Regions from separate parts of the Mus musculus genome. Here regions 1, 2 and 3 are each linked to region 4. Evidence: chromatin contacts called from ENCODE POLR2A ChIA-PET data. All regions are on one chromosome and are shown on one strand. The core of a region is the stretch at or near the end of the contact, and the rest is flanking DNA. Distances in the headings are between cores, read along the strand shown. Region 1 holds the start of Hsbp1 (heat shock factor binding protein 1). Region 2 overlaps Mlycd (malonyl-CoA decarboxylase). Region 3 holds the start of Mlycd (malonyl-CoA decarboxylase). Region 4 holds the start of Mbtps1 (membrane-bound transcription factor peptidase, site 1).

Region 1 (6,647 bases), core at 2,676-5,175, 210 kb after region 4:
TCCAGTGGCGGGCGGCTCAACAGTCACTTTGCACTGAAAATCAAAGAACCCTACACACTCACGGCTCACGAACGGCTTCTGCCAGGGGAGGGGCTGTGGTCACGTGATCACGAGTACTCTGCCACTTTATCACACAGCAACTACCACAGAGGAGCAGTGGGGAGGGGAACTCAGAAAAAAATCACTAAAACGTTTGACAATCTTATCCAGAAACCGCCAAAATTTTAGTGTTTAATAATTAATAGAACTGACCAGGATGTGAAGATAGCAAGTTTGAGGGATGGGGTGTAGGGGTACTCTAGGCTATGCAGGCTGTGATAAGAATGCACGTTTATAAACCTGTCCACACATAGGAGTTAGTTGCAGAAAGCCACTTGGTTTTTGTCTTGGCTCGGGACAACAACATTCTGGATTCAGTACCGGCAGCCTGTGGGAGAAGAAAATGACCATTAGTATCAGCTCCAGCAGAGTCATCTGCTCAATTCCCCACTCTCCGTGCACACTAGTCTACAAAATGCCATGGTAAATAAGCAGTCTGCTTATGTGTCTGGCATCCCTGTGTGAGTATGTGCGGGTGAGTGTGAGTCCTTATTCCTGTGTGTGTATGTGCGGGTGAGTGCGAGTCCTTGAGGAGGCCTTTGAAGGTGGAGTTGCAGAGTGGTGAGCAGCGTCACGGGACAGCCGGGAACCGATCTTGGGTCCTCTACAAGAGCTTACGGCTCTAAGAGCTGAGCCACGTCTCTAGCCTCGTATTTAGACATCTTTATTCAGAGTTCTGACTCTACTTCCTGTTTCCATTTCCTTCTTTGTATATACCCATCCGGTGAACATCTTTAATCCTACAATCTTTCAGTTTCCTGCCGTAACGCAGCAGAGCTCCCTGGCAGCTCCAAGGCCCACTGTATACTTCAGCTCCTCTCTGGACAGGACTGGCTGCAATATAGCACATGACTCACGGTGAGGCAGCCCAGCATGTCGGTCACTACCTGACCTTCCCAGCCCCGAAGAGTCTCTTGGATTCCAACCTCTATTATAGTCACTGAAAAGTTGGTTCCAGCCCACGCTCAGAAAATAAGATGGGGGCTAAGAATCAGCCATTATATATGATCTTGATATTCTCATACTAAATCCTTGGTAAACTTCATTAAGAAATTAGGACTCTGCAGATGGTAAAAGTGAGGCCCACCTTTAATCCCAGCACTTGAGGCAGAGGCAGAGGCAGAGGCAGGTGGAGCTCTTTGAGTCTGAGGCCGTTCTGGTCTATACAGCAAGTTCTAGGCCAACAAGGCAGGGTTGCATAAGATTACGTCTCAAGAAAAAAACAAAAAAGTGCCTCTCCCCCAACAAGCACAGGTGCAGGCTACAAGAAGAAATTCACCTCAGTAGGTGGTTTTAGAGTAAAGGCGTCAAGTTTACAGTAAAAATCACACACACGCACATCTCTAGGACTTAAGATATCTATGCTCATGAAGGTGGCTTGAGTTCTCCACTATTTCCAAAAACAAAGCAATGAGCTATTTCAGTGGTAAGGGCAGGGCACCAAAACCACATGCCCCAAACTGCCATCATCCAGTGGTCCTCAGTGAGCAGCTTACCGGATAGACATGTGTCCGAGTCCCACGTATGTCCATGCAGGGCCTAGGGTTCGAGTGAGGCCCAACACAAACTGTTAACGTACTTAAAATGAAACCGTCATGGGACGGACAAGGCTCATCAATTGAGAGCACTTTTGCTCTTGGAGAGGACCTAGGTTTGGTTCCCAGCACCCATGTGGTGGCAAGTGCTGCCTGTAACTCCAGTTCCAGGAGAACCGATGCCTTCTTCTGGCCTCCCATGGCATGAGGAACATATGCAGGTAAAACACTCATATGTAAATAAGTCTTTTAACAAAAGTCAATTTCAGGGCTGGTGAGCTGGCTCAGAGGTTAAGAGCACTGACTGCTCTTCCAGAGGTCCTGAGTTCAAATCCCAGAAACCACACGGTGGCTCACAACCATCTGTAATGGGATCTGATGCCCTCTTCTGGTGTGTCTGAAGAGAGTGACAGCGTACATGAATGAAAGAAAGAAATAAAGAAAGAAAGAAAGAAAGGAAGGAAGGAAGGAAAAATCAATCTCATTTTTTTTTTTTTTTTTTTTTTTTTTTTGGTTTTTCGAGATTGGGTTTCTCTGTGTAGCCCTGGCTGTCCTGGAGCTCACTTTGTAGACCAGGCTGGCCTCGAACTCTGAAATCTGCCTGCCTCTGCCTCCCAAGTGCTGGGATTAGGTGGGAATTTCATAGCTGACATCGTGCTATGAGGAAAAAGATTGGCACATGCCTGGCACTGATACAGTAAGTTTGAAGTAATACAACTCGGAAATGTGAAATCTACCCAAGGAACTAGTTTGGCATGGAACATTTCTTTTCTTTTTAAAGATTTATTTATTTTACGTATATGAGTACGCTGTAGCTGTACAGATGGTTGTGAGCCTTCACGTGGTTGTTGGGAATTGAATTTAGGACCTGTGCTCGCTCAGGTCGGCCTGAAGATTTATTATTATAGATAAGTACACTGTAGCTGTCTACAGACTCACCAGAAGAGGGCGTCAGATCTCACTTCGGGTGGTATTTCAAAAACTTGGGAGTTCACCGGTGGGGAGGAGAGAGGTCTCCTGATAACCGATCAACGACACCCCCCCACCCCGTCGCACTGACGGGCGTTTTACGCTGAGGTAACCCCCCCCCCTCACCTTCAACTCTTCTGGGCAGTAGGAATCTTGTTTTCAGGGTCCAGTTCTTCTACTCCAGCCTGGGTCATGAGGTCAGCGATATTCTTCTCCAGGTCGTCAATCCGACTGCTCATGTCATCTAGTGGCACAGTTAAAGAGCCCGCACGGCAGCATCACCTCACCTCGGCCTCTCCCCCCCAGGCCCCCGCCCACTGGTTTAAACAGCTGCTTCCCCAGTTTCATCTGGCTACAGTGACAGCCTGGCGGTCGGGGTTCGGGGGGACTGGGGTGAGTTTTCTTCCCTACACCTCCAACTCTAGAAGTACTCCCAGACAACGGTTACCATGCAAACCCCTTTACTGGTGTTCTGGAGGGGCACCAACAAGGGCTTGGGGTAGGTCTCGCTGTGTCTCTGGCTCTTGGCACAGTCCTCCACGGGAACACAATATAGCCAAGATCAGGAAAGACACTTCTAAGTGGGGACGGGGAAAAGGCTCGGCCGTTAAGAGCACGCGAGGCTCCTGCAGAGGGCACGAGTGTACTGGGCAGTTCACAACCGCCTGTTACTCCAGCTCCAGGGGATCCAACGCCTCTGGTCTCAGTCACTCCCAGTACCCCCTTATACATATAATTAAAAATAATAAACCCTTTGTAAAAAAAAAGGCAATTTCTAAATGACTAACTGAAATCTGTTTGTAAACCACCCCGCTCACCCCCACAGTTAAGAAACTGCCTCCAAATCAAAAGGATATTCCTTCCGATGATCTGGTCTGACATGATCTGAAACTTGTCTTGCATCTGCTGCAAGAGCGTCTCCACCTAAGAGAAACCAGGACAAGTCAGCCGATCCCAACCTATGCCGAGACCCCCTTCCTGGGACCGGCGTTGGGGAGCCGAGGACGCAGGCATGAAGGGGGGGTGGGGTGGTGGTGGTTCCCGGCTGGAGTGTGAGGCCTTCAGCAAGGGCCTGCCAGCTCGGATCGGTGTCCCTGCGGGTCAGGTCCGGAGGGTCCGGGTCGGGGCCGACCGGAGGGCGAGCCCCGCAGGTGCGCGGGCCGAGGCCGCTGGCCACACCCCACGCCAGGGCCGAGAGCGGCCCCGGGGTGTCCAGGCCCATATGAGGCTGCCGCTTACCACCAAGGTGATGTCCTGCATGGTCTTGGGGTCCGTCTCGGCCATCTCCCCGGTGCCCAGCTTGGCGGCGATGTCTCGGAACCGTCACCTACACTTCGGTTTCTCGGCGCAGACGCCCACAAGCCGACAGTTCTCGCGACTACACGGTCACGGGACCGCGAGGCATTGTGGGTGTTGTAGTTTCTGCCACGCACCGGAAGGTCCTAGGAGGCTTCAGATTGTCCTGCCTGCGGATAAGCTACGCCCCCCAGTTCTTAGCTCCGCCTTCATCTTCCGCCCAGTTCCACCCTGAAGGCTGAACCGAGAGGAAGAGGAGGAGAAAACGCCGGAAATGGACCAAAATTGTGGGGATTAGCGTTGGCTTCTTCCATGGATGTAGTTAGGCACTCAGGCCTTGCAAGGCGAAGCCGGTGACGAGCTTGCTTCAAAGTCTGACACTGTGAGTTCAATCTCTGTGATCCACATGTTGGAAGCAGAAACTCGATTCCCACAAATTGTGTGTGCACTGCTGTGACATGCATGCATACACACATAAACATACACACAAAATAAGAAAGTGTTCTGTTACTACTAAAAAACATTAGGGGGCTGGAGAGATGGCTCAGCGGTTAAGAGCACTCACTGCTCTTCCAGAGGACCCGGGTTCTATTCCCAGCACCCACAGGGTAGCTCACAACTCCAAATCTAGGAGACCCAACAACCTCACACAGACAAAACACAGTGCAGGCAGTGGAGGAGGCTGGGATAGAATATCGTGGTCATTTGAATACAAATGGCCCCATAGGCCCATAGGGACTGGCCCTATTAGGAGGTTTGGCCTTGTTGGAGTAGGTGTGACCTTGTTGGAGGAGGTGTGTCACTAGGAGGCGGACTTTGGGGTTTCAGAAGTTCAAGCCTGGCCAGTGTCCTGCTGTGTGTGGATCCAGATGTAGAACTCTCAGCTCCTCTTCCAGCACCATGTCTGCCTGCACATGCCATGCTTCCTGTCATGATGATAGTGGACTAGTCCTCTGAACTGTAAGCCAGCCCCAGTTAAATATTTTCTTTTATGAGAGTTGTTGTGGGTATGGTGTCTCTTCACAGCAATAGATGTCCTAACTAAGACAGATCCAATTCTTTACATTTATGGACTGGAGTGGGGGTGTCTCTGAGTCTAGCAAACCAGTGAAGGTACGCGGCGTTAGGATATAAGGTCCGATTGTTCCACCCTACCTTGGGGCTGTTATAGGGAGTTGGGCAGCTTAAGGAAGACTCTAGACAGGGCAGGAGGAGTGGCTGATCCCCTCTGCAGAGCCAACACCGGCCAGAGTTCTCCATGTTCCTACGTTACAGTGAATTGTACAGGCACATGGATGGCTACAGGCCAGGAGACAGTTTAGTAAAGGAGAGAAACAGGGAACTCCAGCGTCCACCAGACCCAGGCTGAGGCCCAGCTTCAAAAGGGACCAGGTCTGTGACCTTCCCTAAGTTATTTACTTACCGTGTGTTCTTCTTCAGCAGCATCTGGGAAAGTTTTCAAAATTCTGCTTTCTGTTGAGTGAGGACCCCAACTTCCAGTCCCACAGAATGGCCCCTGACTATTTGTCTGCAACTGACACACAAGCTTGGTCTCAGGACTGTGTTTTGGGGTGAGGGTGGGGTAACTGCAGTTTGTTTAGCTGAAGGAAGACTAAGTCTTATTAGCATTGGTAACTAAGGTGGGTCAGGCCTGGCCAGGGAGATAGATGTGTGGTTCAGCTGTCTTCCCCAGTTGTCATCTGACCACATCCTCCCCAGCCCCCTCTCCCTCTCCCCCAACCTCAATTCACACGGAGGACTCCCTTCCCATGGTAGACAAGCAAAGCGATTGTGTGTGTGTGCACGCACGTGTGTGCATGTGTCCAGGAATACAGGCACCCTCAGAATCCAGAAGAGGGTGTTGGGTCCCTGGAGCTGGAGTTACAGACAATTGTGAGCAGCCCAGTATGGGTGCTGGGAATCAGACTCAGGTCCTCTCAACTGTGAGCCATTTTTCCAGCCTCTGCCTCCTCCCCTCTTTCCTTCCTAGGACACTGGCAGTTGTTGGCTTTGTTTGTTTGAATTTTTCTTCATCTAAACTGCAAACTTGACCCTCCTGAGTGATAGATTAATTTTCTTCTTATACTTAAGGACAGATGTGATTTCTGGTGTGTTAAGTCTCTCTTCTCTTCTCTTTCTCTTCTCTTCTCTTCTCTTCTCTTCTCTTCTCTTCTCTTCTCTTCTCTTCTCTTTTTGAGACAGGGTTTCTCTGTGTAGCCCTGGCTGTCCAGGAACTCACTCTGTAGACCAGGCTGGCCTCGAACTCAGAAACCCACCTGCCTCTGCCTCCCAAGTGCTGGGATTAAAAGCGTGCAGCACCACTGCCTGGCCACAAAAACCCTCTCTACACTTAGGGCTGTTGCCCTCTTTGTGGGAGGCTGATAGGGAGCACACATGAGTTTTGTTCTGTTAATGAAGCTGCTGTGCATATATGCAGAGACCTGGATTAATTTTAAGTTGTAATTCCCATCTCTGTGTTCGGGACAACTTGGGTTTACAAGCGCTTGCTTTGATGGCTTTTGGTTCATGCTGGGCCATTCTTCATACTTCTGTCTTGCATTTAAATAAAGGAGGACCCTAGTGTGTAGATTTTTTTTTTCTTCTTCTTCAGTAATAGGGATTGAACCCTACAGGTTTCGATATGACAGGTAAGTTCTGTATCTGTCACTGAGCTATATTCCCCGTCGTCTTTTTAAAAAATTACATTTGCTTAGGTTTTTATTTTACTTTATGTATATGGATATTTTG
Region 2 (7,384 bases), core at 3,330-5,829, 150 kb after region 4:
GGAGGAGTGGGGGTAAATGAAGAGAATAGGAGGGGAGAGGGAGGGAAGGGAGGAGGGAAGGGAGGAGTGGGAACAATGAGGAGGAAATGAAAGGAGGGAGGGAGGATGTAGGAGGGAGGAGGGAGGATATTAGAGGAGGGAGAGGGAGAGTGGGAGTGGGAGGGTGTGGGAGAGGAGGGAGGGTGTGAGAGGAGAAAAGGGAGAGGGAGGGTGTGGGAGAGGAGGGAGGGTGTGAGAGGAGAAAAGGGAGAGGGAGGGTGTGGGAGAGGAGGGAGGGTGTGAGAGGAGAAAAGGGAGAGGGAGGGTGTGGGAGAGGAGGGAGGGTGTGAAAGAGGAGAGAGGAGGGAGGTTGTGGGAGATGAGAGAAGGTGTGGGAGAGGTGGTAGGGGGAGGGTGTGAGAGAGGAGGAGAGAAGAGGAAGGGGTGGGAGAGGAAGGAGGTGAGGGTAAAGGAGAGGAGGGAGGAGGGAGGGTGTAGAAGAGAAAGAGGTAGCAGGAAGGGTGAGAGAGGAGGGAGGGTGTGAGAGAGGAGGAGGGAAGGAGGGAGGGTGTGAAAGAGGAGATGTGAGAGGAGGAGGGAGGAGGCAAGTGTGGGAGAGAACGTGGGAGAAGGGAGGGTGTGTGAGAGAAAGTGGGAGGAGGGTGTGAGAGAAGGCTGAGGAAGAGGAGCTGTGATGAGGGAAGGTGTGGGAGGGGATATGGGAGGAGAGATGATTTGGGGGAGAGGAGACTGGAGGAAGGATGGTGTGCTGGAGAGAAGATGGGAGGAGAGAGAGGAGGAGTGATAGGGGAGGGAAGAATGGGGACCAGATGGGAGAGGAGGGAGGACTGGGAGGAGGGAGAGTGGAGTGTGGCGGGCTGTTAGTGGGGGATGGTTGGGAAGGGGCCTGGGGGGAAGTATCCTCAGAGGCTGGGGCTGCGTGTGGCCTCATAGCTCATTGCCCCTTGGTAAGCCAGGGAGAGGCTCTACTCTCCTGCTCTGCTGTCTTGGGGTCCTTAGCCTCCCTGAGGCCAGGGGAGTCTGGGGGTAAGGGGGTGGGGACAGGTGCCAGCTGAGCGCCTGGGCACCCCTGGCAGCACCTGGGGACAACAGGCTGCTGTGCCTAGCAGTGGCTCAGGAGGAAGACCGTTTGATAGTGTTTTCTGAGGTGCCTGGGCTCCAGCTAGCAGGTGGAGGAGTGGGGAAGAGGAGGTTCCAATGTGACAGCCTGCAGGCTACCTCCAGGATTTCAGGGAAGGGGATTTGGAGAGTCACCCACCTTGGGAGTGCACTGGAGCCAATGGATGGTGCTCGGATCTGCAGGACTCTAATGGGACCTCCCCAGAGAGGGGGATGTCACCATGACTCTACCCTACAGTCTGGCACAGGCAGGGACCCCAGGCTGCTGTGGTGTCTGCCTCTAGGCTGACCTGGCCCAGGTCTACTGCACTGCATGGCAGCCTGGGGTCTCCAGCTGCTGCTGAAGCTTCCCCCAAGAACACTTTAGATTTGCAGTGAGCAAAGGAGCTGTTCTTAGGGTACATTGGAGGTGTGAGGCCAGGAACAGGAGCACACCAGGATGAAGGAGCACACCAGGATGAAGGAGCACACCAGGATGAAGGAGCACACCAGGATGAAGGAGCACACCAGGATGAAGGAGCACACCAGGATGAAGGAGCACACCAGGATGAAGGAGCACACCAGGATGAAGGAGCACAGGCCCTACTTGTCAAGCCTGCTGACTTGGGCTGCTCAGGCTTCTGGTCTTTCAGCCCGGACAGGGGGTAACTGTTCTCTGGGGATGGAGCTGTGAACGAGGCAAGAACTCAGTTCACAACAGAGCCAACAGAACTCAGAGAGGCACGAGGCACCAGCCCAAGTACTGCCTAAGAAAGAGGGATGGGGACCCAGGTGGTGCCGAGCTGCGGTGGTCCTTCGGGTGCTATAAACGCTCAGATCACCCCGTCTCCTGTAACTCCACGTCTGTGCTCCCAAGAGGAAGAGCATCAAGCTCAGTGCTCCGTGAGGCTGGATGTGGATGGATTCTGTCTGGTCCTCTCCGGCCTGGGGGGACATCAGAGCACAGGCTGGTGAGCCGGCCCTGTGGGTGAAGACAGTTCACCTACCCGATGGCCTGAACTGACTTCCACAGGTGTCCTCCGATCTGACTGCTACCCCTGTGCTCTGTCTGCATCCTCTCCTGGTAACTAAAACTATCATTAAAACCCTTTTAAAAGCTGTCATCGTTTTCTAATGGCAGAAGACACTGATTTTCTCATCTAGAGGTTAGGAAAAAAATGGCTTTCTTATGAGACTGGCTTTCTTCTTCATCTGAATCCTGCTATCTAAGGAGCACACTGTTCAGTAGCCTGTGTGTGTGTGCTCTCCCCCTGAATACGTATCCGTTACGACCTCTCACTAGTTCTTCCCTGGGGAAGATCAAGATGAAGACAACCCATTCACCCCCACACCAAGTACTACTTTGGCTATCCAGCCCACGCAGCTCTAGGTTTCACACCACGCATAGGATAAGAATATTAAGCTGGATGACCTCTGCTCTTGTATGCATACAAGATAGATAGATCTCATGTGGAATACATGAACATCTGCTCTAGATGTTATTGAAGGACCAGCTGCATCTGAGCTCTATTTTATTGGAAGGCTAGCACAGGAAAGACGGGCTCTTTCTATCACAAAAGCTATTGGACATTTCAAAGAGCAAGGTTAAACCGTTCAAGAACACTGACCGCAAGTTGATAGAAGCCTGTCGCTGGCTAACTGACATTAAATAGGTTAAAAGTAATGTTTCTTCCTACAAATTTCTCCTGTAGGTGAGGTCATGGCCCAGCTAGGATGTGCTGGAAAATGTGCATAGAAGGGTAGGCAGCAAGCAAGCAGATCAGGGCTCACAGGATGGCTCAGCCGAGGCTCGCCGCCTGGTTTCTATCCCTGGGAGCCACATAGAAGGAGACAAGTGACTTCTGCAAGTTGTCCTCTGACCTCACAAATGCCATGGCATCTGAGTGTCCCCACACATGCATAGATGGAAAAATACATAAAGGACAAAGCACACCAATCACGGAAGCAAATGGAAGATATGAATCGCTCTGAAAAGTCTTGCTCCTGATCTATTCAAAACAAAACAAAACAAAACAAAAGATTCCCTGGAAAATTAATGCAACAGGACCCACGGCAGAATTCAAATAAAATACATTCTAGTCTCTCTCCCTTAAAACCACAAAGCTGCAAACCTGGGCTGCACTGTGACGTATATCCACAGGTTGCAAGATTCACAGATAGTGGACATGGCTTTGTCCAAAGGCTCCTTGGAGGCCAGTGAGCTCTGGCTGAGATAAAGCATAGGCACACAGCTGGGACACCCTGCTCTGCTCTGTATCTTCTGGGCTTCTGCCAAGGGTCCTGCTGGCCATAGGTGTATTTCCTCTTGAGCCAGCCTAGGATTCACTCCAAGCCTCCTGCTCAGAAGCACTCGGGGGTCTGCCTCGGTTGGCAGCAGCACGACCTTGGCTTTAGCCTTTGTTTCACAAACTGTAAAATGCGGGAGCTGCTCAGGCTTGGCCAACCTTGGTGCGATGCTTCGTATGTTTTCTAATGCGTGTACTCACGCTGCCCTTGTAGCTGTGCAGTGACACATCATGTGTGCATGTGGCGGCCAGAAGCTGACGAGCATCTTTCACTGTCCCTCCACCTTATCTTCTGAGGTCTCTCTGAACTTACTGACTGGATAGGCAGCTGACTGGTGAGCTACAGGGAATCCTGGGGTCTCTGCCTGCCCAGTGCTAGGGTTATAGGTGTGTGTCATCAGGCCTCACTTTTATGTGGGCCATGGGGGTCCAAATTCAGGTCCACATGTCTACATGGCAGGCACTTTAGCCATGGAGCCAAATTTTCTATCCCCTCACCCTTTTCTGAGAGAAAAAGCAACAAGAACTTATTAATACCATTGCTTTCAGTCACCTGGTTTTCAGTCTTGGATTACATTCAAGGACATGAAATACTTAATCCTTACGCTCAGAGGTGATGTGAAAACTCTAACAGTGACTACCCAAGGCTGATGCCAGGCACCTGGCCACCAGTGCGTTTGGATTTGGGTCTGTGATCCTGGATCAGGCCTGAACATCAGTTCAGTCAACCTGAATGAGATCCACGGAAGGGAGAGGGGAGGGACCCTCTGAACCCGTAGAGAGCCACTGTTGGGAAAGCCGACCAGCGCTGGGAGAGCCAAGGAGCTTTGGGAGGAGGGAGAGTGGCAGCTCCATGTCCCCAGCTCTGTATCCCTAGCTCTATGAACCCCTAGTTTCTGTTCTTCCACAGTTCTGCGGTCCCTGTGAGCTCCACGCCCTCCCCAGCTCCGAATCCCTCTCCAGCTCTGTGCCTCTCACTAGCTCAGTGTTCTGGAAACCTGGAGTTGGTCTGTGTGGGCCGATGTGGGTCTGGGTAGATGGTTTTCGCCGGCGAGGGAGAAGCTCCTAACCAAACCCCACTCCTACGCACCCTTTGGAGAAGGCACTCGAGTCGCAGCAGTGCCACCTGGTGGCGGTGAGGAGGACAGCACCTACTATGATCAGGTAGCCTGGGAAGGGGCCAGAGCTGTCTACCACAGGGGCTGTGTTCATTCCATCCCCGTCTTCCCACCAACCCTCATTTCATTTAGATCCCCTAAAGCCCTGGGGTGGGGGGCACGCCAGGAACATCACTCAGGATGGAAGTGGACATTTTCCACCACAAAATGTCTGCAGATGTGGGAAGTGGCCCAGTGACCAAGAAGGGAAGTGTGATTACTGAGAAGTGCTTTAGAATCAGCAAGAGCTTCCTGTGACAGGTCTCAGTAAGGACCAGAGCTCCACCCGGGGCCCTCCAAGGTTAAGGTTAGGGCCATGGTGGGATGTGAACAGGTCGGAAGAATACACACCAAAGGGAAGCTGAGGTTTGGGCAGTGACTGGAGGGCTGGCGGCAGGTTGAGGACACGGTGGAAGGGCTCGAGGGACACACTGTGAAGGGTGGTCAGCAAGCTGATGCAGACAGTAGTTAGGCAGCATGAGGGTGCCCTGCAGAGCAGATGCAGAGAAGATGCCCCACTCCCAGCTGCTCCCAAGGGCCCGCTGCAGCAGGGCCTGCTCTTTGGCTGAGTGTTTCTGTAAGCTGAAGCTAAACCAAGATAGCCACACAGTGCTAAAGACTTAACAATGCGGAGCAACAGCACCTCCTGACTGTGGAAAGCTGGAACATCGCAGATCAGAGGCAAACCGTCCTTGCCTTTAATCTGACTGCAGCATGTTCAATGCAGTTCCTAGGTTTGACCTAGTAACCTTGTGACTATCCAAACCTTTAACATGTATTAAGAAATATCATTACATTTTCATTTTTTATTTGTGTGTGTGCTCTGACACATATGTGGAGGTCAGGGGACAATGTGTGGGAGCAGATTCTATTAGGTAGGTCCTAGACGCAGGTTCTGATAACCTCGGTGCCTGGAGTTGTTGTCTTGCCCTAAATGCTTTATAACTACCAGTTCCCACTGATCAAGAAGGCAAGAATGGTTTCAGCACCCGGACCACTCTCATCAGGTTTCCTGCATTGCTGGAGTGTGTTTGGCAAGTTGCTTTATGACTTAGCTCTATAATAAATTCACATACGAACACTTTCAGGGCGGTGGTGTATTCAGGGCAACCTGAGGCCATGTCCCTTGGGCCATAGACACATCTGGCTCAAGTATAAACAGTCTTTAATTCTCGCCTTTGAGGTGAAAGCTGTTTTCTGTTGACATTTCTACCTAGGCCAGGGTTGAGCCTGGGATCATAGAGTCCAGTCAACCTAGGGAGGCCACCCTGGGAAGTTCTAGAAGATGCTATCAGGAAAGACAGGGGACAAGCATGTCCAACCGAGAGTAGCACTGTTCCTGCTGATGTGTGATATGCTCACAGATGTGCGTGTACAAATGTGGATGCACACACGGATATACTTACTACATGTGCTCCAGGTCACAAGCATACCTGCCAATGCAACCCAAGTGTAGCCAAGCCCTTCTCACAGCTGTGTGGACATGCGGAGACACACACTGCCACATATACATACACACATAGCCACACACACAGCCACACACACATATATACACACACACATACATAACCACACACAGCCACATCCACCTCTCCCCTGCTCTTTATCCTGCACCTATGATTTCATCCACTGTCCCTGGTGGGCTGGCTGGGGAACATGACACCACAAACACATCAGAGCAGAGCTGAGCCTTGCTGGGACGCTAATCTTGAAGAAAAGTACACAGTGAAGTAGACTTAAAGGTGTACAGTGAACAATCATGTTTAATGCTTACAGAACAAATCTGTTCTTTACCGTTCAGTTCATTATGAACTGGGATCTCATTTAAACCCTGTAAGCCAACTCTGGCCTCAAGCAGCAGCAGCATCCCTGAGGTGCCAAACACACCCTGTGCACGGCACAAACTCTCTCTAGTCTGAGCTTTAAGCTGCGGTATTAGCCACAGTACAGATCTTAGTCCTCTCCCAAATAGAGAGAACATGACTGTCAGCTCTTCATACTCCAAAAGGTCTGTGCTCTGGGCTGTGTCCTGGGTGGCCTGTGGTGGCATCTGTAGAGCTTTCTGAAGGCACAGGCTGTGGGGGAGCAGCACAGTGGGATCCCCGGAACCCCAGCACCCAGTCCGCCACCGCCTCCTAGCAGTGAGTGGGCCACCACAGTGACAGCCAAGGTGTGGCCTCCTGAGTGCCTGCTGAGGTCAGAGGACAGCACCGCTGTGGCCTCCCTGAAAAGGATTCTGTGGTAAGTAAGCCTGGCCCATCAGAACACAGCCTCCTTTCTAAGAAGGGGCCCAAGCTTTGGGAAGGCTGTCCCTAGAGTTTGCTGTTGTTCTGGAACTGGGCTACCAGGCTGAGGATCTGCTCGGAAGCTTTGATGTTCTTGGAGCCCAGGTAGGAGATACTGTTGGGGCCTGTCTCCTCCAGGTAGTAGCGGTAGTTGACCATGAGGCCGCATGAGCTGGTGAGGCCTTTGAGGCTGCTGTCAGCCATCCAGTTGATACGCCACATCACAGCCCCATTCTGCAGATGGAAGTTGGCCACTGGGTTGAGGGCGTAGCCTCGGTGCTTCTCACCGTACAGGTACCAGGCACACAGCCTCATTAGTGGCCCCTGCAGCGCCTGCGTCAGCTTCTCTGACTTCACCCACTCACCACTGCTCAGGAACCCCTTGAGGCTCTCGTGAACAGGGTTGCCGGTAACCGCTGAGATTTCTTGGCACTCTGAGTCTGTGAATAGTTCGTTCCTCCCATGCTCCTTCCCCTGCACATTCAGGAGGCCCAGCAGCCACTTGGTGAATCCAGGGATAGGCGACAGGCTTGAAAAG
Region 3 (6,550 bases), core at 1,623-4,122, 160 kb after region 4:
CTTGGGAGCATGCTCAGAAACCAAGTATCCAGACAACACAAAGGTCACGTGTGTGTGTGTGTGTGTGTGTGTGTGTGTGTGTGTGTGTGTGGTGTCAGGCAATCTGTCTACTGGTAGCTCTGAGATCTGGGGACACTGAGCAGTGAGCACATTCCTGTCCCACTTAGCTTCAGTTGTCAACGTGACACACTTTGGAAGAGGGAAACTCCACAGAGGCGCTCCTCTATAGGACAGCCTGGGGGAAGCATTTTCTGGACTGATGACTGACATGAGAGGGCCCAGTCCACTGTGGGTGGTGCTACCTCTTAGCAGGTTGGGCCTGGGCAGTATTAACAAAGGTAGCAGAGCAGGCCAGTGAGCAGCATCCCTCCATGGTCTCTGCCTCAGTTCCTGTCTCCAGGATCCTGCCTTGGCTTCCTCCATGATGGTCTGTAATATGGAAGCCAAGTCAACACTTTTCTCCCTAAGTTGCTTTGGTCAGAATGTTCTGTCACAGCAAAGGAAAGCAAACTGAGATACTTCCTAAAAAAAGCACAGCATTTAAGAAGGTCCTGGGAGTTAGGTAGCAGTGGTACACGCCTTTAATGCAGCACTCAGGAGGCAGAGGCAGGAAGATCTCTCCGCTTGAGGCCTGCCTGGCTTACAGAGTAAGTTCCAGGATAGCCAGGACTACATAGAGAAACCCTGTCTCAAACAAACAAGGTCCTAAGGGACTACACAGTCAGCTTTAAAGCCTTGTGAGCAAAACTGGTATTTCTGTCCTCACCTGAGTGGCCTTGTCAACACAGGTACCTGCACACTAAACTCACAGGACACCTACAGTGACACCTGCTGGGTGTGCTGTGCTGATAATGGGGAGCCTGTGCCTGTATAAGGCAGAGGAGACTTGTGGGTAGGGCGTAGTCTGTACCTTATACTTCAGTTTGCTGTGATCCTAAAACTGCTGTAAACATGGTCTGTCTTGTAAAAGAGACTGTGCAGGGCTGAAGAAATAACTCAGTCAATTAGGAGCTTTCCTGAATTTGATCCCTGGTACTAGTGATTTAAAAGTGGTGGGGGTGGGGTGGGAGGTTGCCAGAGATACTGTTCAAAGTAAGAGCACTGACTGGTCTTGCAGAGGAACTGGGTTTGGGTCCCAGCATCCACAGGGCAGCTTTCAACCGGCTGTAATTCCAGTTCCAGAGGATATGATACACTTTTCTGGCCTAGGTAGGCACTGCATGCATCTGTATACAGGCAAGCAGAACACTGGTATATATAATCTTTAAAAGAAAGGCCACTATATTTAGTGACACACTTTGTTTGCTGGCATTGGGAAGATGGGACAGGAATATTTCTGGGGCTTACTGAGCAGTTTACCTAATCTAACTGGTGAGTCTCAAGTCTCAGTGAGAGACCCTGACTCATATTAATCCCTTAACTACACCAAGGGTTAAGCAATCAAAATGAGAAGTCTGTAAACCTGCACATAGCAGTGCAAAGGAGCCTGGATCAGGGGATGTATATCTGAAGTCTTGGACAGCTCATCACCTCAGCGTGTCATGTCCTTCACTCTAAAGGAGATAGGTGTCAACCGAAAGGACAGAATGGAAGTAAAAATGGCCATGCCTGTTTCAAGCAGGTCAGGAAAAAAGCAGATGAGGCTTTGAACACTGGGGACTTCTGAAATGGTGATATCATTGTGTATGAACTCAGGGTCAATGCTCCTCTTTATTGAATATTAATGGCTGGCAGCTATGCTAGACAATCCTTTGGGTCTCAGCTATATACACCTCCGTTATCTGTACGCTACATGATATCGCTGGGTAAGCTGCTGACTAGCACAGGTACTAAAAAGTCAACTTAGGATCACTGCGTCTGGGGCTGGGGGTTTGGAATCAAATCTCTTGTCCAAAGTCAGATTGCAGAAAGAGGACTGGAGGCTTTAGAGACCCAGGCGGTGGTGACCTTGACTTTTGGCCATGTTTGTGCATTTCGTGTAACCTGTTAGGGTGATGGACGTTCGTGGGAGGTGCCCAAACTTTGCCCAAAGCCGTGTTCCATCCTTGTTCAAGAACAGCGCAGTTAAAACTAGAGCTATTTTGGAGTAAGCGCAATGGGTGTCACACCCGACAGTGACCCCCGAGGATAGTGCTACGAACCACGCAGTAAGCACCGTGGTATCTGAGGCCGGCGAGGTGGCTGCAGGGGCATGGGTAAGGGTCTGGGGAGTGGGGAGTGGGAAGTGGGCAGGGCCCCGGGGCGGTGGCGGGGGGCGGCGGCCCCGGGGTCGCGGTGGCCCGGGCGGGGCCTTACCCGGACGTGCGGCCCCTCCACCAGCTTGAGGGCCTGCGCCTCCAGCAGATCGGCCCGCAGCTGCACCAAGAAGCGCACGCCGCCGTCCAGCTTGCTGATGTGATGGAAGAGGCCGCGATACCGCGGCACGAGCGCGTAGCGCAACCGGTCCTCCGCCTGCAGCAGCACGGCCGCCTCGCGCGCCTGCTGGCGCAGCTGCAGCACCCCGGCGCTCTGCTCGGCCACCTGGCCGTGGTCCACGCCGAAGCCCTGAGCCAGGCGGCCGAGCAGCTCGGCGCGCTGGGACGCCTCGGCCAGGCCGCCGTAGAAGCTCACGAAGTCGGCGCACTGGCCCTCGGCGGGCGCCGGCGTCTTCTCGCGCAGCTCGTAGGCCGGCGTCGGGGGCACGGCTCGCCGCAGCAGCTCGTCCATGGCGCTGGCCGCGAGCCCGCCGCACAGCCGACGTCCCCGGGGCCCCGGAGGCCGCGGCGGGGACCGCAGTGGGAGCAGGCGCCGAGCCCTCAAGCCTGGCCCGAGGCCTCGCATGACAGCTCCGCGACAGCTGCTAGCGGGAGACGCCACTGGAGAGCGGGCCTCTGCCTCGCTTCCGGCTCCGGCTTCCGGTTTCTCGCCGGCCCCATTGGCCGAGGCCGGACGGCGGACGGAGACATTGGCCAATCGGGGGGTAGAACGGCGGGGGAGGGGCGAGGTGGCTTTCTCAGGCCGGAGGCCAAGTGCAGCCAAAGGTCCCCGGAACCCGGTAGCCCCGGGGCACCTGACTCGCCCTCTTGGCTTGCATCCTTACACCTGTTCTGAGAGTCACCGCCTCAGTCCCTTTCCCCACTACGCACGCGCTTCTCTTGATCTGAGAGCTTGACATCTCAGCTCTTCCCGGGACCGTGCTATGCACGCAGCCTCCTGTGCTAGGGTTCGGATCTAGCGTAGGTGAGGAGCTGAGAAATTTAAGGTTGCATGCTGGACTAGGTCTCCTAGGAATGGGGATGGCTCATTTGATAAAGTGATTGAGAACTTGAGTTCATATCCAGAACCCATGGGAAAACGCTTGTAGTCCTAGCTCAGGGAGGTGGACAAGAGCCAGCCAGTCCAGATAACAAGGTAAGTCTAGGTCAGCCAGAGACCCTATCTCCAAACCAACCAAACAAAAAGTATGCGGGTAGCGCCATCACTCGAGGTGTCTTCTGGCTTCCAGAACCACACATGTACATACGTGCACCCCCACACGTGTGTACAAGGAAATGTATATGCACATGTACACACCAAGCATGTAATTCTCAGAGTAATTCTCTGACTTGACATTTTGACCCTGTCCCGACCCGCGGACAGTAGAACAGGGTCTCTCCCAACAGACCCTCCCTAGGTACTCTCTGGCTCATGTCAAGAATCCCACCCAGACAGAACTGCTGGAGACCCAGCCCATGCCTCCTGCTGCATCCTAGAGCTTCCGTCTGGTCATGCCGGAAATGGGTATAGGAAGAATCTCTTCCCTACCAGCTTCCTTGCTGGGCCTCATTCATTCATTCATTCATTCATTCTTTCAGTGAAATGATTTTCAATTGTTTGGTGAGTTCCAGGCCCACCCTAGGCTTGCATTTGAAATAGCCCTGCTCATTCTCCTTCAGTTTACCATCTGAGGGAGGGAGTCACATTAAAATAACTGCAAAAAGGAATCAGACTGGTAGAGTAGGCTCTGTATGGATTCAGCTTGATATGATGACAGTCATCTTGGATCCAGACTGTTGTGACTGTCCTAGAGAAACCACAGTTCATTTTTTGGTGCATGGTTTCTCTTCAAACTATCGATAGACCAAATCCCAAGAATGACGTCTGGGACCTTACAACCGGATCCAGGCTCCAACCTGTACCTGGCTCTTTGATAAGAACTTAAGATGGACCACGTGCCTTCCAGCTAGGGGGAAAGTCACTTTATCCTAACTCGAGTCTGTGACTCTCTTTCTGACCCATGTGGTAGGATCCAGTTTGGCTTTGCTGTCTACCAAGACTATACATTTGAGTAAGTTCTCCAATAAACTGTACCCTTCCATTCTTCATCTGCCTCTGTCTTTAGTACCACAGCACCTCAGGCCTGCCCGTGGATGCTGGGACCTGCCCTTTTGGAAGAGTTTGCCATAGTGGGTAGGATATCCAGGAACAGCCTATCATGCGAGAGCAGACACTGGTTATGGACCATGAACAATGCAAGCCACCAGGTCTATTCTTCTAGCTCAAACACATGACTTATAACTCTCCTGCCAGCCGGGTGTGATGGCGCACACCTTTAATCCCAGCACTTGGGAGGCAGAGGCAGGTGGATTTCTGAGTTCAGGCCAGCCTGGTCTACAGAGTGGGTTCCAGGACAGCTGGGACTACACAGAGAAACCCTGTCTCGGAAAAACAAAAATACCCCCAAAACTCTCCTGCCCTGCCCTCCACTGCAGTATCCAAATGTCACCGATTTCAGCCTCTATCTGGCCCACTGCTTCTGTGGCTCCTGTCACACCTCACTAGGATCCACACAGCACTTTTTACACACTCAGGCGTGCTCCCTCGAGCCTACTCTCCACTCTTCCTGCTGAGTGTGTCCCCCCCCCCCACGTTCCTTTATGCATACACGCTGTTCACTTGTTCAGCAGCCGGGCACTCTAGTCTAACACACAGAGCTAGCTTCCAAGTTCTCTCTCTCTCTCCAGCCCATCCAGTCTGTCTGTCTGTCTGTCTGTCTGTCTCTCTCTCTCTCTCTCTCCCTTCCTTTGCATTTTGATGCCTCCAAAGCAGAAAGTGTGAGGAGCGGGTGTGGCAGCAGTCCCAAGATGGCACCCGGGGACTGCAGCTAAGTCTTATGACTTGCACCTGACTTCCTCATACACCTGAAAATAAGCCACGACCATCGTGAGAGCTGCACAGGTGCACCATGATGCTGGCAGTGGAAAAAAGTCCATATTTGGTGGAAACATGCCCCTGCCACCCTGATTGGCTGAAGTTGCGTGCCTGGTGAGGTGGCATGGCCTGCCATGAGTGGTTGGGGGCTGAGAGTATATAAGCAGACCTCCCTGGGCTCCCGGGGTCCCCGTAGCAGCATCGAGGAGTTCCTGCAATAAAGGCTGTTGAGAAGAATCCGACAGTGTTGTGTCTTCCTTGCCGGCCGCGGTGGGCGCGACAAGAGAGAATTTGACTATCAGTTTTTTTTTTAAAACAACTTTTTTTTTTTTTTAAGATTTATTTATTTATTATATGTAAGTACACTGTAGCTGTCCTCAGACACTCCAGAAGAGGGCGTCAGATCTTGTTACAGATGGTTGTGAGCCACCATGTGGTTGCTGGGATTTGAACTCTGGACCTTCGGAAGAGCAGTCGGGTGCTCTTACCCACTGAGCCATCTCACCAGCCCGACTATCAGTTTTTAAAAAGACCTTAGGGGGCTGGAGAGATGGCTCAGCAGTTAAGAGCACTGACTGCTCTTCCGAAGGTCCTGAGTTCTAATCCCAGCAACCACATGGTGACTCACAACCATCTGTAATGGGATCTGATGCCCTCTTCTGGTGCATCTGAAGACAGCTACAGTGTACTTACATATAATAAATAAATAAATCTTAAAAAAAAAAAGGAAAGTACTTTAAAACAGGGGGTGGTGCCTTCTGTTCTGCAGTCACAGTTGTCAGTAACTTACTTGAGCAGCCATGAAGAGACAAATGCACAAAGCAGTTGAGCCCTTTCTGTATTTACACACACGAAGCACCTACATGTACGTACATACGTGAACCACTTCAGCATGTGCTAGATGCGAGCCTCCTACAGTTCTTGCACATTTAATGTTACGATAACCTTTCACAGTGAGGCCTGTTATGTTGTGTTCCAATGGGATGGAGACTGGAACACAAGCCCAGAGAGAAACGGGGACTTTCCCGAGTGCTCCCAGTGGGTGAACAGATACAGTCAGAATCCCTAGACAACACTGAGACTGCAGTTTGTGTTAGAACTTGAACCAGGGCCTGCCTCACCCAGCCAGGACTTCATCTGTCCCATGGCTCTCCATGCTGAGTATTTGCTTGTATGCGAGGTTTGTATACACTGTTGAGGGAAACACAGAGAGTGTTTTAGTTAGGGTTTTACTGCTGTGAAGAGACACCATGACCATGGCAACTCTTGTATGGACAAAATTTAATTGGGGCTGGCTTACAGGTTCAGAGGTTCAGTCTATTATCAGCAAGATGGGAACATGGCAGCTTCCAGGCAGGCATGGTGCAGGAGGAGCTGAGAG
Region 4 (6,627 bases), core at 2,286-4,785:
AAGGTCCTGTGGCCCAGTATTCAGACTTGTCTATCAAGTGCGGAGTCCTTGCTCCATGATGAGGAGTCAGTGATGTTCTCTCAGCAGGACTCAGCTAGAACTCGGAGCACAGTGATCCGTGGCTGCAGCAGAAGACTCGAATCAGGCACCTTTAGGCTTCCTAGCTCTCATAGGCAGACCCTCTCTGCTGAGCTAGTCTGCCTGCCCACTGTGGACATGGCTTTTTACCAAGGAAGGAGGAACTCGGAACCTTTGTAACTCATCCTGTGAATCAGAACGTAACAATAAAAGCATCACTGTTTCCTTCAGGTCCCGCCACCAGAGGGTCTTTTTCTTTCTTTCTTTTTTCCCTACAGATATTATGAGCAGAAGTTGACCAATCAACACCCATGGTTGTCATTGGTAAAACAACAGGGTGCACACCGTTGTGCCTACTGCCTACTGGGCACCCGAGTCCCTCGTCCTCTGGCTGAGTGGCTGAGGATGGGCTGTGCACTTGGTGGTGTGGATATGGAGGGACGGCTCAGCAGGAACTGCTGCAACTGTACAGCGGGTACAGAGGCCAGGTGTGGTAGGCTTTAGAGAGTGTGGATATGGAGGGACGGCTCAGCAGGAACTGCTGCAACTGTACAGCGGGTACAGAGGCCAGGTGTGGTAGGCTTTAGAGAGTGTGGATATGGTGGGACGGCTCAGCAGGAACTGCTGCAACTGTACAGCGGGTACAGAGGCCAGGTGTGGTAGGCTTTAGAGAGTGTGGATATGGAGGGACGGCTCAGCAGGAACTGCTGCAACTGTACAGCGGCGGGTACAGAGGCCAGGTGTGGTAGGCTTTAGAGAGTGTGGATATGGAGGGACGGCTCAGCAGGAACTGCTGCAACTGTACAGCGGGTACAGAGGCCAGGTGTGGTAGGCTTTAGAGAGTGTGGATATGGTGGGACGGCTCAGCAGGAACTGCTGCAACTGTACAGGGGGTACAGAGGCCAGGTGTGGTAGGCTTTAGAGAGTGAGAAGGAACGGAGTCCTTATCAGTTCTTTCCTTCTGAGGTGTGTTTCTTAGGCTAATTGTATGTATGCACGAATGTATGTATGTATGTATGCATGCATGTATGTTTGGCTGTGGGAGCTTGTACGCATGCACCACATGCATGCAGGTGCTGTTGGAACTAGAGGTACAGATGGCTATGAGCTACCATGTGGGCAGAGGGGATCAAACCTGGGTCCTCTATGAGAATAACTTGTGTTCTTCACTACTGAGTCATCATCTCTCCAGACCCCTTTTATTGGTCTATTTTTTTTTGGTATTTATTCATCTATGTGAGTGTCTGCCACATGTGCAGAAGAGAGTCAGAGATCCCTGCAGTTCCAGGTGGTCGTGAGCTACCTGAGGGAGTTCTGGGAACTGCACTTATTAGGTCTTCTGGAAGAGCAGTAAGTGCCCTTAACCACTGAACTAAACCTCTCTAGCCCCCATCAGCCATTTTCATTTTGCTTACTTCCGTGATGTAAAACCTCTCCCTGTTTGGGAACCGGAGGATTGGTGATGGTTCCTCAGTCTTGATGACCTCTGCCCTCAGCCTCTGCTCCTCTCTACCCACAGTGAGCTTGGCACAGTCCCTGACTCAGGACTGACCATGCCTCCTATGTGCTTTGAGTTTTGATGTGTTTGTGGACAGTGACAGCAAGCCTCCCTCTGGCAGCCCCGTGGTCACATGGTTACTACAGAGTTATCCCTTGATGTCTGAGGGGAGCAGTTCTGGGAGCCCCATGATCAACAAAATCTACAGATGCTTAAGTCCCCTGGATCAAACGAAATAGCATTTGTATGTGACTGCACGGGTCCTCTGTACACTGAGGTCCTCCCTATATAACACACATCGCTACAGAACCACGGTGATAAAATTCCTAAGTTTGGTTGTTTGAAGTGGGAGATTTACAACGGAAAGTAATTGCTCTAGTTATTCTGAGACAGCCCCTAGGCAGCTGTTAGCCAGGGTCAGCATGTGCGCTTGGCAGAATATTGCTCTTCCTGATACGAGAACCTGGACTTAATGAGGACCGGGATTCAATGGTGTTGTGACCCAGTACCCGCTTTGAACTTTCTAACAGAGGCATGGTCTTTGATACGGGAGTGTTCCTAATGGCCGGGGGTGTCTCCATTTGTCCTGTCCCTAATCAGTGGTGATCTTAACAGAAACCCAGAAAACCAAAACTTTAATTACATTTGTGGTAAAGCCATCTCTTTCCTACAGTCTGGTTAGTCCACTACTCAGCTCTGAGCACTCCTTTAGCTAAAGTCTACTGTATGCAGGCTTAATGGGTCCTTTATGACATCAACTTATTGCTCCCAGCTTCTCCTGAGCCAGCAAGGGTCTTCTAATTACTGGGCTTCAGGCATCTGAAGGACAGAAGACCTTGGGGAGAGTGTGGCGAATCAGCAGGGAGACATCAGGCCAAGAGCAAGATTCAAGTCTCAGGGCAGAGAGTGGGCAGGCAATGGGGTTGCCACAGCGAGTTTCCGGAATGATGGGTTATCCATAGGATTCTGGAACCTGGGAATAAATGCGGTCTATCCTTTTCAATGTGTGGGGCTACTGTCTCAGAACCGCCCTTTTAAAATCTCGTTTGTATGTCTGTGTAGGATTATGTATAGGCGTGCAGGTGCCCTCAGAGGCCAAAAACCTGATCCCTCCGAAGCTGAAGTTACAGTGAGCAGGTTCTGGGATGGAAACTTGGCTCCTATACAAGAGTACTGTCCCCTCTTACATGCACTCTTCTGACTGAACACCTGAGGGAAAACACAAGAGTGCTGCACAAGGTCCCCTCCATACCCTGACCTAAATCCTGGGTCCGGATCCCCTTTTCTTGAGTTTGCTCGGCTGGAGGTCCCAATGCAAAACCCAGTTTCCATACCAGGTTTGGCAGCCAAGGTGAGCTTATGAGCCTAGGACTCAGGGTTTGTCTCCTCCATCCTGTTTGCTTCAGTCACAGTCCCCGAGCACACTTAGGTTGTGCCAGGGCCAAGAGTGATCGATCCAGCTCAGTACTAAGGCTGAGAATGGGCCCGTTCTACAGGTGGCTAAATTGCTCAAGTGCGTTTTACCAGACGAAATTCACCTTGATCCTGTTTGTTCCAAATGGTAAATAGTTGGTGTTACAAACGTCCTGTTTCTCAAGATGCTGATGCACCCTCCTGGCAGCAGTAATAAACTGGGGCCATGGGAGTAGTTCAGGAGAACACATAGATTGGATAGGCGCCGTCCCACTTCAGCCGCGCAAAGGTGCTCGCACCCTTCCTGAGTTTCCAGGCCAGGAAACCTGGAGAAACCTAAACCACCAGGGTTCCCTATATATACCCAGAGAGGGCGATTTGGCCTCGCCCTCGGCTCCGCCCCTTCCCGACCCCTCCCCCAAGACCGCAAATGTCGCGAGAGCTCCGCACAGCCTCTCGCCTCGGTGCCGGGCCGTCAGGAGCGCGCACGCAGGTCGCGGGCGCGCAGAGCACGCCGGGCCGTCGTAACCCCCCCACGCCCCAGCGGCGTGGTCTCGCGAGACTTGCGAGTAAACATCCCCCGAATGGAGACCCGAGGCGTGTTCGCGGCGGAGCCGCCGTTCTCCCGGGTCCGCCGACCCCGAGCCTGAGGCGGACGCAGGTACGTTTGCCGGCGGCGGCCGAGAGCCGGACGCGCCCTAGGCTCAGCCGTCCGCTGCCCGCGCGGGGGCCGCCGGCTACCGCAGCTGCTTCCCCAGAAATTGGCCCGGAGCGGCGGCGGCGGCTGCGGCGGCCTGGCCTGCGCCTGCGCGCCGCGGTGCGCAAGCGCCGTTCGCCTCCGCAGGGCCCTGCGGTCGCGAGCCCCGGGGAACCGAGCTGCAGCTCAGTGCACATCGCGGCTCGGACTCGCATTTGCTGTAGGTGTTTTTGAGTGGCGCTTTGAAGGGACGGGAGGAGCACTTGAAGATTTCATTCTGGGATCAGCCTCGCTAGCAACCCCTAGGTTTGGAGGCGAATGAAAAAGCCGGACAGAGAAAAGCATAAAAATCTGCAAAACTAGTCGGGGGGGGAAAAAGTTAATATTTAAGACAAGGTCTGAGTAGCTCAAGCTGGCTTTGAACTCCTGATCCTCACGTCTCTGCCTGGCGCTGGGATTAAAGACGTACAGCGCCACACCACTTACCGTTATTTTTTAAACGCAAGACCGTGATTTCTATAAAGTGTCCTATGTATCACAGGGTCACTTGTATTAAGTGGTCCCGCCCTGTGACTTTGTGTCATCTTGCGGAGCAGTTCAGTCGGCACCACAGCCCGCTTTGAGAACCACTCCCCAGACTCCCGGTACCCTGCTGTGGTTAGAACCGATTTTTAGTCTGCTATTTTAGTCACCGATGGACCTGTCTCCTTAGGTTTGCTTTTTGGGAATAGTGGGTCAAGAGTCGCATGTGGCCTTTGGTGTCTTGTTTCCAGAATTCATCTATGTTGTTGCATAAACCAGTACCTTTTTTTATGGTTGTAGCGTAAGTCAGTATTTCATCTTTTACGGCTGAATGATAGTCCGTTGTTTAATAGCCCACAGTTACCCCTATTCATGTGGAATACCTTTTGCCAAGGTCTTATCTTGCAGTATGTGACACATTTGGCCACAGAGCTAATTTTTTGTGGACTTTTTGGTTTTTGTTTTTGTTTTGAGTGTAAGGGTGAAGTGGCTACTGGAACCTGCACTTTTGCTCATTAGGACTCTCCTGCAGTCTCTAAACACCCCTTATAACCAACAATTTGCTGTTACTATCTAAAAAGTGATGCGGTGTTGGCAGGCCTCCCCCTCGCCCCTCGGGAATGAAGGAGCATGTTTTCTGGTCAGATCTTGTTCATTCTTGGTGCTGTCATATGCTTTATTCTCTGACTCAGTTCTCTCTCCGATGGTCGGCAATCTTTGGACTAGGAGGACCAAAAGGGAAGTCTGTGTGTGTGTGTGTGTGTGTGTGTGTGTGTGTGTGCGCGCGCTTCCTTGATCACACTCCACCTGATTTTTTTTTTTTTTTTTTTTGAGACAGGGACTCAGTGATTCTGGAGCCTCTGATTGAGTGAGACTAAGGGGCCACTGTGTCCCAGGGGCAGTCTACCTCAGCTTTCTGTGTGAGTTTTGGGGACTTAATTCAAGTCCTCGTGCTCCATGGATCATCTTCCCAGCTCCTCTAAGGAATCTCTTCAGTGATTTCTTTTGAGGAGAAAGTTGTATATGATTAGCAATTTCTTTTTTTCCCTAAAGTGAGTTATGTTCATTTCAATGTTCATTGGTGCTTTGCCTGCCTGTATATGTATGTGAGGGTGTTGGGTCCCCTGGAACTGCAGTTACAGACAGTTCTAAGCTGCCACATGGGTGCAAGGGATCAAACCTGGGTCTTCTGGAAGAGCAGCCAGTGTTCTTAACTACTGAGCCATGTCTCCAGCCTCTTATTAACAACTCTTGATTGCTTTGGGGGTGGTATAGATGGGATCAGAACCCATCCATTGATCTGAAATGCTCAGGAATCTAGACTTTCCAAAGGTATTGTAGGAGGTGACCGATGAGTGGATTTTTTTCCTAGTGGTGCAGTCTGGTTTGATATGTTTTCTAAGTCCACGTATGTATGATGTATATAGGTGCACACGTGTGGAGGGCAGAGGACAACTGTGGAGTCGGTTCTCTTGTCTTTCCTTTATGAGGGTTCAAGGGGTCAAACTCAGATCATCAGGCCAGCACAGCAAGTGCCTTTACCCATAGCGCTATCTGATCGGTCCTATTGACCGTTTGACTTACTTCTCTTGTGTATATAAAGGGCTGGCCTGCATGTGTCTGCACATCTCTTGTCTGAGGAGACCAGAGCTTTGGGTACTGGGAATAGAACCCTGGTTCTCTGGAAAACCAGTAAATGCTCTTAACCACTAAATCAATGTTCCTATTAATCTTGACAGTATTTTCCCCTCATAAGGAAATGAATTTCAGCTAAAATGAGGAAAGTAAGAAGTTTGGCCCAGTCTGTGGTTGGCTGGTACCTGTTAGATATGCAGAGACTAGGAACCAAGAGCAGACTCTGCAGGGACAGACAGTAAACACCTCAGCTTCTCGGTCACACATACTGAACATCACTGGCTCATCGAGGCCTCCATACACACCTTTATTTTAAGAGAGTACCTTCTGGCACTGCTTAATTGTTAGCCTGTTAAATGGTGGGAATACAGCCAAATGTGCAGTTGAGTTTCAAAAGAGACCGTTTTCCAGCCAACGTTTAATTAAATTGGATAGGGCCCTTTCCTGGCTTAAACAGCCTTCACAGGAGTTACTTCAGTGAACTCGCTCATGAAGAGGTGGGGCATGGGAGCATAATTAGATGGCTGCGGTATGGGCATTTCCTCTCACCTGAATTAGATTTAAGAATTATATCCAAGCAAATAACTTTAGATATATTTAAATTATGCTCAGAAGTGTAATCTTGGTGGTGTTCTCTTACAATGTGCACACTGTAAAAAGGATTTCAGAGTTGAAAGAGATATTAGTTGCCCCTTGACGCTCACTCTCCTCTCTGTCACACTGTACCTGTTGCATCTGTCCCTGGGGTGCAGGTGTCTTTCCCATGCAGTATTTGATGTCAGGC

What was found. ChIA-PET counts read pairs that join two places held with the same protein, here RNA polymerase II (POLR2A).
Region 1: POLR2A ChIA-PET joins it to region 4 with 17 read pairs in embryonic stem cell. The contact joins the promoter of Hsbp1 here to the promoter of Mbtps1 in region 4. POLR2A ChIA-PET finds 5 or more read pairs at or near these places in 3 of 5 experiments (Patski and embryonic stem cell).
Region 2: POLR2A ChIA-PET joins it to region 4 with 15 read pairs in Patski. The contact joins the enhancer-like site here to the promoter of Mbtps1 in region 4. POLR2A ChIA-PET finds 5 or more read pairs at or near these places in 3 of 5 experiments (Patski and embryonic stem cell).
Region 3: POLR2A ChIA-PET joins it to region 4 with 14 read pairs in Patski. The contact joins the promoter of Mlycd here to the promoter of Mbtps1 in region 4. POLR2A ChIA-PET finds 5 or more read pairs at or near these places in 2 of 5 experiments (Patski and embryonic stem cell).

Annotation. Positions count from the first base shown.
Region 1 is chr8:119,341,816-119,348,462 of GRCm38, reverse strand. It overlaps Hsbp1 (heat shock factor binding protein 1), which reads right to left and starts at 3,925. Exons shown (of 4, transcript NM_024219.1): 1 at 3,843-3,925; 2 at 3,461-3,527; 3 at 2,730-2,850; 4 at 1-427. The coding sequence starts at 3,887. The coding sequence ends at 2,732.
Region 2 is chr8:119,410,011-119,417,394 of GRCm38, reverse strand. It overlaps Mlycd (malonyl-CoA decarboxylase), which reads right to left. Exons shown (of 5, transcript NM_019966.3): 5 at 6,293-7,384. The coding sequence ends at 6,874. Gm32006 (a long non-coding RNA gene) reads left to right here. Exons shown (of 4, transcript XR_001778664.2): 4 at 1,517-2,291. Among named protein-coding and RNA genes, the nearest start is that of Gm46053, 6.2 kb to the right of the region's middle. Within about 2 kb of position 4,579, at least 1 of the 3 ENCODE cell types and tissues checked has a DNase peak (open chromatin) inside an H3K27ac peak, as active enhancers do.
Region 3 is chr8:119,391,216-119,397,765 of GRCm38, reverse strand. It overlaps Mlycd (malonyl-CoA decarboxylase), which reads right to left and starts at 2,872. Exons shown (of 5, transcript NM_019966.3): 1 at 2,296-2,872. The coding sequence starts at 2,820.
Region 4 is chr8:119,555,669-119,562,295 of GRCm38, reverse strand. Mbtps1 (membrane-bound transcription factor peptidase, site 1) reads left to right here and starts at 3,535. Exons shown (of 23, transcript NM_001167910.1): 1 at 3,535-3,650. Hsdl1 (hydroxysteroid dehydrogenase like 1) reads left to right here. Exons shown (of 5, transcript NM_175185.5): 5 at 1-318.